2 separate regions of the Homo sapiens genome follow, and region 1 is linked to region 2. The links are chromatin contacts, found by Hi-C or POLR2A ChIA-PET in ENCODE. All regions are on one chromosome and are shown on one strand. The core of a region is the stretch at or near the end of the contact, and the rest is flanking DNA. Distances in the headings are between cores, read along the strand shown.

Region 1 (6,914 bases), core at 2,266-4,765, 44 kb after region 2:
GAGCTTTGGGGCTTTTTGGCTGCGTAAGTTGGGAAGCAGCTTGGTTTTTCACACCCACCATTGGCATGACCAGGGGCTAGGATACCATAGCAGGACATGGTGGACCTTTGGCTTTATCCCTGGTCTGCCAGACTGTACATGGAGAGAACTGGAGCACCATTGGACAGTCTTAACAAGAGGAGTGACATCATCTGACCCAAATCCTCTCTAGCCTCCCAAAGAATGCATGGGTGGAGGAGAGCTGTTGGGAGATTTTACAGCTCTGCAGGTAAGGGATGGTGGCCCAGGTGGTAACAGTGGGGATGTGGAATTGGTTGGATTCCGGTGCTCAAAGTCATAAGCTTTGGTTCCTTGGCAAATTATCTTTTTTTGGTGCACTTCTTTCCCTGCTTATGCCAGATAGATGGTGTTTCTATATTTGTTTTTTTCTTTTCTTTTCTTTTCTTTTCTTTTTTTTTGAGACAGAGTCTCGCACTGTCACCCAGGCTGGAGTGCCGTGGCGCGATCTCAGCTCACCGCAACCTCCGACTCCTGGGTTCCAGTGATTCTCCTGCCTCAGCCTCCCGAGTAGCTGGGATTACAGGCATGTGCCACAACACCTGGCTAATTTTTTTTGGTATTTTTAGTGGAAACGGGGTTTTGCCATGTTGGCCAGGCTAATCTCAAACTCCTGACCTCAGGTGATACAACTGCTTGGCCTCCCAAAGTGCTGGGATTACAGGCGTGAGCCACCGTGCCTGGTCTATATTTGTTTCTTTCGTATTGCTGCATGTATGGCAATGATGCCTACACTTTGTACATAGTAAGTATTCAAGCAATTTTGCCGGGCTGTCAGGATAAATGTAGATGTTGCTACAAAGACAGGATCATTTCTGATTTGAAGGTAACATAACCGGGAGAGAGTTCCAGCTCATGAATTTGCCTGAACTGGAAGCTTCCCCTGGGATTATTGCCCTGGTGAAACAGAGTCCTTGTCTGCATTTTTTTCAGTGTCCTCAGTGGCATAATTTGCCAATTTGATTTAAATATTGGTAGCCAAAGAAGGCAAAGGTATTATTATAAAAGAAGGTGGTCAATGGAACCATGGTGTTTTCTGGACAAAGCAAAGACACTACATTTTTTGTCCAGAAGTAGGTAAAGGTTATATTAAGTGATGATATCTGATTACTCAAGTGAAGATTATTTGACCATGCTTTGGAAGCCTGATATGATTTGGCTCTGTCCCCACCCAAATCCCATTTTGAATCGTAATCCCCACATGTTGGAGGAGGGGCCTGGTGGGAGGTGATTGGATCATGGGAACAGATTTCCTCCTTGCTGTTCTCATGATAGTGAGTAGTTCTCAAGAGATCTGTTGGTTTTAAAGTGTTGCACTTCTCCCCTCGCTCTCCCTCTCTCTCCTGCTCCACCACGATAAGATGTGCCTGGCTTCCCCTTTGCTTTCTGCCCTGATTGTAAGTTTCCTGAGGCTTCCCAATCATGCTTCCTGTTAAGCCCGTGGATCTATGATTCAGTTAAACCTCTTTTCTTCGTAAATTACCCAGTCTCATGTAGTTCTTTATAGCAATGTGAAGACAGAATAACACAAGACCTATTTTTAAACATTCAAGTTTCACAACCATAGAAAGTTTGTACACCTCAATTTTAGGTCCTGATGTCTTCATATGAAGTTATAGATCTTTATATCCTAGTTTGCTTTCTGAAAATATAGCTAGAGTATCAGAACATAGGAAATGGTACTTTTTTTTAACATTTTATTTTACAAACATTTATTTGCTTTCCTTAAAAGCAGGGACTGTCAGCCTATCTTATTTATTTTTGTATTCCTAGTGTTACAGGTTGGAGTCTCAAGCGCTGAGATAGAAATAAGAATGCAAAAGGTTTCCTGGGAGTGGTGTTGCATCAAAGTGGAAGCAGGAAAACAGTGTTGGGCAGGGATTCAAGAGGTGGAGAAACAGGCTTCGCCCCAGTGGAAGGAGGTGCAAAGTCATGTTGCAGGGGGCTTCGGTACAGGACAGGTGGGAGGATTAGGCCCATTTTGCAATCAATCAATCATGAACCTTGTCTTGGTTGCTGTGACTCCAGATTCCTGAAGGATCTGCTGAATTAACTGTTCTAGTTCTGATGATGCCTCCTGGCATTAATGATTCTTCTCCTATTACCTGGTAACATGGTAAATATTGTCATTTGATAACTGTATCATTCTTAATTCTTTGTGACTTAACTGACACCCTTGAGAGAATTCATTCTTTAGCCAAAGCAAGCCTGACTATTATTAAGAATCATCAATAATAGCTTTGTCCATAAAACTAGAACTACCATATGACCCAGCAATCCCACTACTAGGTGTGAACCCAAAGGAAAGTAAATCAGTATGTCAAAGAGCTCTCTGCCCTCCCATGTGCATTGCAGCACTATTCACAACAGCCAAGATATGCAATCAACCTAGGTTTCCATCAACAGATGAATGAATTAAAAATGTGGTGTATATACACAAGAGAATACTTTTTAGCATAAAAAAGAAGGAAATCCTGTCATATGAGGCTGCATGGATGAGCCTAGAGGACATTATATTAAGTGAAATAAGGCCCAGAAAGACAAACTTCAAAAGGTTCTCACTCATTTGTGGGCGCTAAAAATTAAAACAGTTGTATTCATGGAGGTAGAGAGTAGAAGAATGGTTTCTAGAGGCTGGGAAGGGTAGTGGAGGTAGTGAGAGGAAGTGGGGAAGAATACTGCATGCTCTCGTTCATATGTGGAAGCTGAAAACGCTGATCTCACAGAAGTAGAGAGTTGAGTAGTGGTTGCCAGAGGTTGGGAAGGGTAACGGGAAGGGGTGGATAGCCAGAGGTTGGTTACCCGATACAAAAGTACAGCTAGACAGGAGGAATAAGTTCTGGTGTTCTATAACACTGTAGGGTGGTTATAGCCAACAATAATTTTTTGTTTATTTTCAAATAGCTAGAAGAGGGCATCTTGAATGTTCCCAACACAAAGAAATGAAAATTGTTTGAGGTGATGACATGCTCATTACCTTTATTTGATCATGACACATTGTAAACATGCATCAAAACATCCCACTGTATCCCATAAATATGTGCAGTTATTATGTCAATTTAATCGAAGAATAGCTTTGTTTTTGTCTAAGAGCTATTGAACACTACTGATTCGTGTGCCCTTGACCACCTGTAAAATGGTGTTGCTAATACCTCATGTTGTATCAGAAAGAGTTGTGACACTGATAGAAAAACGACTGTGAAATTGAGTTTTGACAAGTATGAAGTACTATTTGAATGCATTGTACAGTATTTTCACGTGTTAGATTGAGGCAACTGTAGGTCCTAACCTTGAACCTGCCCTGGCAAACATTTGCTCAGTTTATGCTGTGTATCCCCGCTAGCACGGAGAGGATAAGGCCCCTCTCTCACATGGCAATAGCAGTTTTAGGGCCACAAAACAGGCAGATCATACGTGAGGCCTGCTGGCTTTGACAAAGTTCCTTCAGTGCTGTGCTATGTAAACAGATCAGCAGGCACAAAAGCCAGGAGTCCTGGGACCATGCCGGTAAACAGATTTTCTAAGTCTAGAGCTGCAGATGGTGGTGTCTTATCCCTGTTGGTGAACCTGGCAGGATTCCAACCCCCAGCTCAATAATACTGTAAATCCCTACTGGATACTGCATGTAAATTATAATTACTTGTAAACTGTGTTTACTGGCTCAGTATGCCATATTTATATGGACTCTAGGGCTTAATTTTTTTTTCTCTTGATAAGTGTGACAAAAGCAGTACTTGAACAGAAGAGAGCTGTGTGTTCCATGTGAGAACTTTAGTTTAGATTCCATAATGTTTTTGTTGCATCGATGTGGTAGCAACTGAAGACGGGGCCTGGTAGTCGATGGGTTTTATTTTGCCCACCTCTCTGCCATAGACATTTGCAATTTATCCTGACTTGGGGCCGCTCCTCCTCTATACCAAAATTCATCTTTTATTGTACTTACCATGTTATAGTGTCTGTGTTGATTTGCTACTCCACTCGTGTGCTGTGTAAGCATTTAAGAAAAACGTTTAATGTTTTCTTTTTCTTTTTCTTTTCTTTTTTTTTTTTTTTTTTTTTTTGAGATGGAGTCTCACTCTTGTTGCCCAGGCTGGAGTGCAATGGCTCAATCTTGGCTCACTGCAACCTCTGGCTCCCAGGTTCAAGCGATTCTCCTGCCTCGGCCTCCTGAGTAGCTGGGATTACAGGCATGCACCACCACACCCAGCTACTTTTTGTATTTTTGGTAGAGACGGGGTTTCACCATGTTAGCCAGGCTGGTCTCGAACTCCTGACCTCAGGTGATCCTCCCGCCTCAGCCTCACAAATTGTTGGGATTACTGGCGTGAGCCACCGTGCCTGGCCATTTTTCTTTTCTTTTTTTTTTTTTTGAGATGGAGTCTTGCTCTGTCACCTGGGCTAGAGTGATCCCCCCAGAAGTGGGACCAGAAATCCTGAAGCAGTAGCCGCAAGCCAATCTACATGGAAAGGCAGGAAAACAACGCTTGAGTGCCTGGGTACAAGGGAACCGAGGCAGGTTTGGAGAAAAAGACCTGGCACGTGGTGTGGAGGCTCCTTCTGGGGACTTGGCACTGGATTTTATGTGGGAATGAAGGTGACTGGGCTGGTCAGGGCATGTGTTATCCCTCTGGAATTTAGAGGCAGGTCTTGGCAAATACTTGCTGACACTTCCTACACCTGCTGACTTTCACGTACCCCTGCTGATTTCAATGGAAGGGACATGTGTATGTTCTGATCTTGGGGAGCATCATTCCATGCCCCTACTAGAAAAGATGTCTCAAACACTTTCTGTGACGTGACTGGTTCACATCTTCTGCTTGCTTTAAATTTTCTTTGCCTTATTAAGTTGTGAGAGTTCTTTTCATATTTTCAATACAAAATTCTTTGATAAAAGCATTGCAAATATTTTCTCCCAGATGGTAGCTTGCCTTTCATTATTTCATGATAACACAGAAGAACAAAGGTTTTACATTCCCAATGCATCAATTTTTTTCTTTCACAGTTTTTGCATTTTATATTCTAAGAATCCTTTGACAAGTCCAAAGTTGCAAAGACTTGCTCCTATATTTCCTTACTGAAGTTTTGTAGTTTTAAGCTTCAAATTTAGGTTGGTAGGCCAGGCACAGCGGCTTACGCCTGTAATCCCAGCACTTTGGGAGGCTGAGGCGGGCGGATCACAAGGTCAGGAGTTCGAGACCATCCTGGCTAACACAGTGAAACCCCATCTCTACTAAAAATACAAAAATTTAGCCGGGCGTGGTGGTGGGCGCCTGTAGTCCCAGCTGCTCGGGAGGCTGAGGCAGGAGAATAGTGTGAACCTGGGAGGCGGAGCTTGCAGTGAGCCGAGATTGCCCCACCGCACTCCAACCTGGGCAACAGAGCAAGACTCTGTCTCAAAAAAAAAAAAAAGTTTAGGTTGGTAGGCCATTTTACTTTATTTTTGCATAGGGTTTGATATTCATTGGTTTGATGTTAATTTCTTTTTTCTATTTGGCTATCTAGTTGACCCATTGGCATGTGTTAAAAAGATTTTCCTTTCCGTATTGAATTGTTTTGGCACTTTTTTTTTTTTTTTGAGATGGAGTCTTGCTCTGTCATCCAGACTGGAGTGCAGTGGTGCGATCTTGACTCACTGCAACCTCTGCCTCCCAGGTTCAAGCAATTCTTCTGCTTCAGCCTCCAGAGTAGCTGGGTTTACAGGTGCGTACCACCACACCCAACTAATTTTTGTATTTTTAGTAAAGACGGTTTCACCATGTTGGCCGGGCTGGTCTCAAACTCCTGACCTCAAGTGATCCACCCACCTTGGCCTCTCAAAGTGCTAGGATTACAGGCATGAGCCACTGTACCCGGCCTGTTTTGGCACATTCATAAAAAATGAATTTCCACATATATTTGAGTGTATTTCTGAATCCTATTTTGCTCCATTTATCTACATGTCTTTGCCCAAACAAGACTTTCTTACTGTGGCCAGGTCCTGAAATAAGGTAGTGTTAGGCATCTGACTTTGATCTTCTGCTTTAAAAATTGCTTTGATTATTTTAGGTTCTTTGTATTGCCATAAAAATTTAGAACCAATTTGTTAGTTTCTACAAAAGGACTACTAGAATTTGTTTGGGATTGAGTTGAATCAAGATCAGTAGGGGAGAACTTCCATCTTAATAACACTGAGACTTTCAACGTGGACAGGATATATTTGCCCTTTGGTTAGGTCTTCTTTAATGTCTCCTAACAATGTTTTGTAGTTTTCAGTGAAGAAGTCGTGGATATTTTTTGTTATATTTATTACTAGCACAGGGGTAAAAGGAGCTTTCCTTTTTCCCTCTGAAGGTTGATGAAAGGCGTCTGCTAAACTTGACAACAGACAGATTAACAGGAGAAAAGGCATACAGATTTATTAAGGTGCAAGTGCTGAGAGTCACACAAGGTATGAAAATTCAAAGAAGGGCCAGGTGGTTGACGATTAAATGCCTGCTTCATAGGGGAGAGGAAGGTGAGGGATGTAAGGAATTTTAGAGGAAAAGTAAATTATATTTAGGGAAGATGACTGGGCCTAAACAAGAGACAATAGCCTGGGACAAAGTCCCTCTGAACTCTGGGAGAGATGGCAACAAGTTATGGGAAGGTGAGGGGAGGAACTGCACCATGAACAAAGTTTGCCTTATGCAGATAAAGTCCCTCAGAATAGCCCTCAGAAGAGTACATGAAAAGTCTGTCTAGGGGGTTGTGGTGACAACCTTTATTTTATCTTTGGTGATTAATCTTTCCTGGTTAATGAGAGTTCAGACAGAATATTAAAGGCAATTGTTTTTCTCGGAGAGTAACTTCCCTCAGTCAGATATGGGAACTTCAGAGAG
Region 2 (7,370 bases), core at 623-3,122:
TAAAAGTTTCAAAATGTTTGGAAGACAGAATGGAAAAAGATGTAAGTTGAATTAGGTAAAATACAAGAACATGCTTAGTGGTCAGAGAATGAATAGGTGAATATTAGATATTGTAAGAGGAACTTGATGTTAATTAATTTATTAAAGATTGGAGGTTATTTGAGAAAGTAAGGTACCTTTCTTGGTACCTTTTCTTATTTAATATCTTTCTAACTCACCGCTGATACTTCAGCTATAATGCTAGTTTCTGTTTAACATGAAGCAAGAATGTAAGCATTTATTAAAGTATCTGAGGGCCATAACTTAGCTTTTTTTTTTTTTTTTTTTTTGAGACGGAGTCTTGCTTTGTCGCCCAGGCTGCAGTGCAGTGGCGCGATCTCAGCTTACTGCAAGCTCTGCCTCCCGGGTTCATGCCATTCTCCTGCCTCAGCCTCCCGAGTAGCTATAGGCATGAGCCACCGCACCCGGCTGTAACTTAGCTTTTTAAGATTTCAGCCTATTTGCTGAATTTCTAAAGATTTACACATTTTTCGTAAAGGTCAGAAAACTGTATGGTTTTCAGTTGTGTTTTGTTGTTGTTGTTGTTTTGAGACTGGATCTTGCTCTGTGTCCCAGACTGGAGTACAGTTATAGCTCACTGCAGCCTTGAACCGAACCCCTGGGCTCAAGCAGTTCTCCTGCCTCAGTCTCCAATGTAGCTGGGACTACAGGCATGTGCCACCACAACCAGTTAATTTATTTAATAATTTTTTTGTAGAGATGGAGTTTCACTATGTTGACCAGGCTGATTTGTACATATTGTCCAAATTCTATTAGGTTGGACTTTTTTTAGAATAAGTTACATAAAAATGAGCTATGTTGGTATTAGTTTTAATGAAGTCTGACCTGTATCAGGGCTGTTGGAACATAATTAGTAAAGTGGCATTAGGTTCCCTAACTGCCAAGGAGAAAAAACCTGAGTTTTGTGATATTTTTAGGAAGAAATAATTTAAAGTCTTTGTTGACTCTCCAATTTTAAATAGTGAAAGGACAATTTGATGTTATAATTGTTTTAAGTCACTGCCTGGACAAATATAATTTCATGTTATTAAGTAGTTTTAGGTACAGCATTGGTATTTGCTTTTGCAAAGATGTTAATGAATTCCTGGGATCAAGGGAATCTGAGATCAAACAAACCTACAGAGACTAAATAACATACTTATTTGACTTATTGTATATTAATTAAATTGTTAGTAGGCCTGTTTCATAATAGTTCAAAACCCAAGTTTTTGTTTTGTTTTGTAGATGATTCGAAAAGGTGTGTTCAAAGATCAGCATTTTGATCAAAATCTCAACTTCATGTACATAGAAGTTGATAAAGTAACAGAGAGGGTAAGTGTTTTAAATGCAGCATGCAATAGTTATTTTATTGTTAACTGAGTACTAAATCATACGAGCTGGTGAATTAAAAAAAAAACAAAAACCCAAAAGTAAGTATTTCCTTTTTGCTGTCGACCAATTCCTAAATAAAACACATCAGACCATGGAAAAGATGGAGGGATTTTAAAATGTTTTTCTAGCATAATTAATTTATTTTTATTATAGGTCATATTTAGGCCCTCGTCACATCTTCTTTGGATTACTTTCTTGGTCTGGCTTCCCATCCAGCTTTCTTATTGCTGCTAGAGTGATGTTTCTGAAAACATATCTGGTCATGTTCCTATCCCTGCTTAAAAACCTTTGTTGGCTCCCTGTTACCTATGAAATAATATTTAAGTTCCTCAGAATGACAAATCCAACTGCTTTCTTCAGTTTTCAGACCTCTCTTCAGTACATTCAGAACCCCCACCTTTCCACATTTGGCCAGAAGGCGTGCTGGTTCAGACCTTTGTGCCTTTGCTAACAGACCTCCCTGAGCTTAGTCATTTCCTGTGCTGCCTCACCCCCAACCCCCTAAAAAATGTATCATCTTCAAGCCTCAGCTGAAATACACATTCTGTATGAGCCTTTTGAAAACTCCCAGATTGAAGTAATGATTTCCTTATTTTTGTCCCATTATTATAGCATATGTCCCTGTCTTTGTCAGAGCACTTAATAATACTTCAGGGTATTAACTTATTCACATGTCTGTCACTTACCACTTCAAGGTAGGGAAAGTACAGTGCAAACAGCTCATGCTTATCTTATTGTAAATTTTCATTGCTAACTTGGAGTTGACTTTTTTTTTCTTTTTTGAGACTGAGTCTCGCTCTGTCACCTGTCACCCAGGGTGAAGTGCAATGGCACGATCTTGGCTCACAGCAACCTCTGCCTCCCAGGTTCAAGCAATTCTCATGCCTCAGCCTCCCGAGTAGCTGGGATTACAATTGTGTGCCACCACGCCTGGATAATTTTTGTATTTTTAGTAGAGATGGGTTTTGCAGTGTTGCCCAGGCTGGTCTCGAATTCCTGAGCTCAAGTGATCCACCTACCTTGGGCTTCCAAAGTGCTGGGATTACAGGTGTGAGCCACCGCGCCCAGCCCAGAGTTGGCATCAACTTTTTCATTTAAGTTTTTTGGTTACCTTTTAAAAAGATGTACAGCATAGAGGAAACCACAGCAAAGTTTTAAATGAATAGATGATGATGATACAGTCATGCGTCACATAACCACAGCATACACTCACACACATCTAGGGTAAGTAGTATGGCCTTTTGCTTCTAGGCCTGAACTGTAAGTTGGTGGACTGAATACTGTAGGCACTTTTGCAAGTGGTAAGTGTATGTATGTATCTAAACATAGAAAAGGGAGAGCAAAAATACGGTATTCCAATCTTAAGGGACCACTGTCATATATGCAGTCTGTCATTGCCCAAAATGTGCACTGTGTGTATATATTTTGTATGTATATGCATGTTTTTAATATTTTTGATAGACCCCAAAACAATCTGATTTAAGTTGTATATGCTTAGTAACTTATTTAGAGATACGCATTTTAAAAATTATTTTTAGGAGAAAGTTACTGTTATGAGCACCATTAATCCAACTAAGGACCTGTTGGCTGACTTGATTGGGTGCCAGAGACTTCCTGAAGACCAACGTAAGAAAGTACACCAGCTAAAGGACTTGTTGGACCAGATTCTGATGTTGGACCCAGCTAAACGAATTAGCATCAACCAGGCCCTACAGCACGCCTTCATCCAGGAAAAAATTTAAACAAGATGAAGAAACTCCAAGGGTTTGAGTAAATACAAAGACTGAAGAAATTTCACAGCAGTTTATTAATGTATATAAACTTATAAATATTTCTCCAGCAAATTTGAGGAAGCATGATATATTTGAATTAACACCAAGGGTGATATTTCTTTTAGAGATGTTAGTTAATCTGTTTTGTGTCTTACGTGAAATTTCACTGTAGACTGTTTTAAATTGCCAAGACTGCACAAAATTACAGTGCTAATGTATATGGTTGCAGTTCACATAAAGACAAAAGCATCTGTTATGAAATGAGTAGTAATATTGGGTGGTTGATTTGTTCTTAGCAGACTTGGCTTCATTTTGGTCTTGAGATAAAATGGCCAGCATAAATGCTGTTTATATTCACGTTTTCCTAGGTGTGTGTGTGCAGGCCACAGCAGCATGCCCTTGGTGTAGTCAGTGCCGAAAGGGGTCTGTTCCTTCTTGAGCCTGCCTGCAGGGATGGTCTCCTTTTAAAGCAGGTTGTGTGCAGCATTCAGTACACTGAAGGTAAGCTAAACCATCAACATCTCTGGTGTTTTAAGATGTTATTTTATTGGAACAACTGACAAATGAGGGATGTTAGCTTTGTGGCAGAATTCCCTGCATGTGTGATAACTGATCTTGTTTTATTTTTTGGCATTGCAACTGTGGCATAGTTACAATTTCTGTTTGTTCATCACATTTAAAATTGGAAGAGAACGCGCTTGATGGATAGAGCGCCTTCAGTGTACTGTTTCTTATTAACTTTACTTTTTTTAAATCAACTTGCTATAGACTTTATATACATTTTGTTAAATATAGTTCCTAGTGACATAGAAACGATGCGTAGTTTTCATTTACTAATTACAAATGTTGAGGCCTAATTCTGAAAGTCCTCATATTTAAAGGCTAGACAACGTAATGAAATTTTTAACTATTTGTATGTCATTTTGAAAGTGTACTGCTTTATGGTAAAAGTGTTTTTCATTTGTTCATTGTTTTCATTATTTGTGATCATGTTGTCTTTCAATACAGGCATAAACCTTCCACTCTTGAACAAAGCAGCTGCTTTTTAAAAGCGGTAATTGCTTCTTTACCTTTTATTTCTTTTGTAAATGAAGCTTTTCTTTAAGAATGTGACTTTAAAGTGTTGTCTATTGCATAAAACAGTTGACACTCACTTATTGTAAAGTGAAGATTGTTCTACTGCATGTGAAGTGGACCATGCAGATTTCTGTATGTTCTCAGTATGCATCACTAGATAATAAAGTCTTTTGTGAACAAGGCATTTGTAGCCATTTTTAAAAGTTTTTGTCTTCAGTGCTGGTAAGTCAGGTAAACCATAAATAGTTAAAAGCAACCTTTTGTTTTTTTCCTGAAAGTTTTTAATTGAAAGTATTATTAGTTAAAGATGTAAACCTAGCCAAAATTACCAGTTTATTAATAATTAGGATCCTAATTATTTCAAAAAATCCTACAAATATTGTCAGCTTTCAGTGTAGTGAGATTATTCCTGTAGGTTATGGGGTATAATTCAGGATTTAACTAATGTTTCTGCTATTTTCTCACTTTTCCTTTTGATGGTGCGGAAAGAGAAAAAGGAAAACGGGGCACAGGCCATTCGACGCCTTCTCCAAGGGGTCTGATTTGCTGAGACACCAGCTTCACCTTCTTAACAAGGTTATTTCTGACAGCATGTGTAGATAAACATTTAGCAACAATTTAAGACAAAATCGTTTAAATCAGCTTGGTTTTGCAACACAAAGGAATTTGTATTATTAACATGGTAGAAGAGAATTTTTCAGAAATATATGTAATCTTTGCTGTTTGGGGGGTAAAATTAATGCTTGTCTCCCTGAGGAATATGGAAAATAATCAGATTTTAGGGGTTTAAATAATATTTTTAAATTGTAAATGGGATTTTTTTATTCACCCAGGCACCTAATTACAACAAGCATGCACATTTTGGTGCATTCAAGAATGGAAAATCAGAATAGCAGCATTGATTCTTCTGGTGGGTTTTGCTCCATTTAAAGACATGAAATGAACTACAGCCAGGAAGGTGATAGATGATATAATAAGCCACCTCTGAACCTACACCCCGTCTCTTCACGGTTTAGACTTACTAAAATAAATACAAGGTGATTTTCATCTTCAGGTAGAGTGAAGCCTTTTAATTAAGGCGTCACAGGTGCAGCTATTCTACCTTAATGAAATGGGTAGTGATTTTCCCACCATTATTTATTTCGGTGATAATATGCTGCATATTCAAGTCTCTTGTAGTTATTTTCACCCAAAGTAGTTGACAATTTGATGCTTCTGGTGATGTTTATGGCTTCATTTTATGTAATTTTTTAAGTAAGTTCCACTAGAAACAGTTCATCTTATACCTTCAAAACTGTTACCTGTTCTTTAAAAAACAAAGTTGCTTGTTACTTGTTCTTTGTGTTTTAGGTGCAGCTCAGTGGAAGATGATGACAACCAGAAGACATGAGCTAAGGTTTCTGTCCTATAAAAGATTTATTAAAAAACAATCCTTCATTTATTTTTTGTCTAATTTTTTAGTTTTCAGCATTATGATTTGGGTTTTATTGGTGTTTGGTATTTAGAATTAGTGCTGTTGTGGAGTGCGTCTGTAAAGTGCTTGTTTTATCATACTTCCTGCCTCTCCCCTCCCCCAGTTTCTCCTCCCCTAAAATAAAAATAGTGGTCAACTTTAGTAATATAAAAGGCTGCTGGATGCTGAGATTCCACATAACACATGGTTGTCAAAATTGGATGTTAAGGATTCTTAGAAAAACAGCAACCACCAGAATAGCATATATCTGAAAGTAGTCTTCAGCTTTAGGCAGATGCAAAAGAATACAAACTGGAATATTAAGAATACTGTTCAACTCCTTTAGTATCTGTTCCCCAACTTACCCTGTAGAAACCTCGTTATTAACCAGTGTTCCAGTCTTAAAGTAGACAAAATATTCAGAGCCATTTTTTTTAAGGGAAATGAAAAAGATACTCTGGGTTTTTTATACTCCCCAATTTAGCATATCTAGACTACCTATTTGAAAGGAACCCTATCAACTGTCTTATGTACGTTACATGATTTTCCTACACTCTGTAATTTTGCTGAGGTGCAATTTGGAACTCTGCAAGACCTACTAGATTGAATTTATTTAGTGAATGCTCCTGAATAAATGTGCATTCCTCTTTTAGAGTAGCTGTATGCTTTTCAAATGCTATCTGCCGTGAATTTTTTGCTTTTATTATACTTTATGGCAAAAGTGATATCAAGTGATTGTCAGACTTGAGGGCTCATAGAAGTGTTAGGTACGGCTCTCAAAGATGTTACAGTTTTTTCTAGGGTTGGGAGAATAGTTGAGATCTGGAAAGCATAGACATTTTTTACACTCTGGATAGACTTTATTCTTGAAGATCATCAGAAATGAGGTTGGAATTTCGAGGTTTTGAGCAGGGGGAGCATCTTATATTCACCCTTAAATCGTTATTAATACATCCTGTTTTCTTCATTCCCTGATAGCTATCTCATTTCACTCTACTGTCTCAAAATTTTGTTTTAAAATAATAGAAATGTTTTGCCATTATTAAGTACCACTTTATTCCTAACAAAAATAAGTACTCAGGACTTTTTTTTCAAAATGAAATATTTATGTACTGTTTTATGGTATGTGGTAGAGTAAGTAAAATGTAATGTTCTCAGTTTTGTTCCATATTTGCATTCCTCTTATGCTTTACCTGTATTTTATCATTTGTAAGCAGAACTCTAGCTATATGGGGTAGAAATAAAATCTCTGAGATGAAACAAAGGAATCAACATGATAAAATTTAGGCGAAGTAGTTAAGAAATGGCCCTTTTGAATGTTGAAGATAGGAAAGAAAGCCATATATTCAAATATGTAATTTTCCTCATTTAGTTATAATGACATCTTTACCAATTGGGCTTCATAAATGTGTTTCTTTCTTAATAGTATCCTAGTTCCAGCATATATTCAACATGAATTTTATCATTCTCCTCCTAATGGAATGTCTTCCTTATAGAAATGTTCACGACAAATTCATTTGTGTTTTTTACATGTCAATAATGTATGCTAAATTAAAATGTTTTCCAGTTATTCTGATAGATGTCATTATGGCATCCTTAATTTTTCTTCTCCTTCTGTATATAGGGTAAGGGACTGT

What was found. Hi-C counts contacts between places; a loop is a spot of excess contacts on that map. ChIA-PET counts read pairs that join two places held with the same protein, here RNA polymerase II (POLR2A). Pooled maps may share reads with other maps.
Region 1: a loop to region 2 is called in a map of gastrocnemius medialis, with 2.0 times the contacts of the local background. The contact joins two enhancer-like sites. A Hi-C loop is called at or near these places in 11 of 168 maps with a recorded cell type or tissue (CD4-positive, alpha-beta T cell, HepG2, IMR-90 and 6 more) and 5 of 50 pooled maps. POLR2A ChIA-PET finds 5 or more read pairs at or near these places in 5 of 52 experiments (HEK293T, HepG2, PC-3 and 2 more).

Annotation. Positions count from the first base shown.
Region 1 is chr6:4,099,481-4,106,394 of GRCh38, forward strand. It overlaps the pseudogene TEX56P. Among named protein-coding and RNA genes, the nearest start is that of FAM217A, 24 kb to the left of the region's middle. Within about 2 kb of position 3,516, at least 4 of the 41 ENCODE cell types and tissues checked have a DNase peak (open chromatin) inside an H3K27ac peak, as active enhancers do.
Region 2 is chr6:4,057,444-4,064,813 of GRCh38, forward strand. It overlaps PRP4K (pre-mRNA processing factor kinase PRP4K), which reads left to right. Exons shown (of 15, transcript NM_003913.5): 14 at 1,285-1,371; 15 at 2,970-7,370. The coding sequence ends at 3,173. Among named protein-coding and RNA genes, the nearest start is that of FAM217A, 18 kb to the right of the region's middle. RefSeq lists an enhancer at 1,752-2,046. Within about 2 kb of position 1,873, at least 6 of the 41 ENCODE cell types and tissues checked have a DNase peak (open chromatin) inside an H3K27ac peak, as active enhancers do.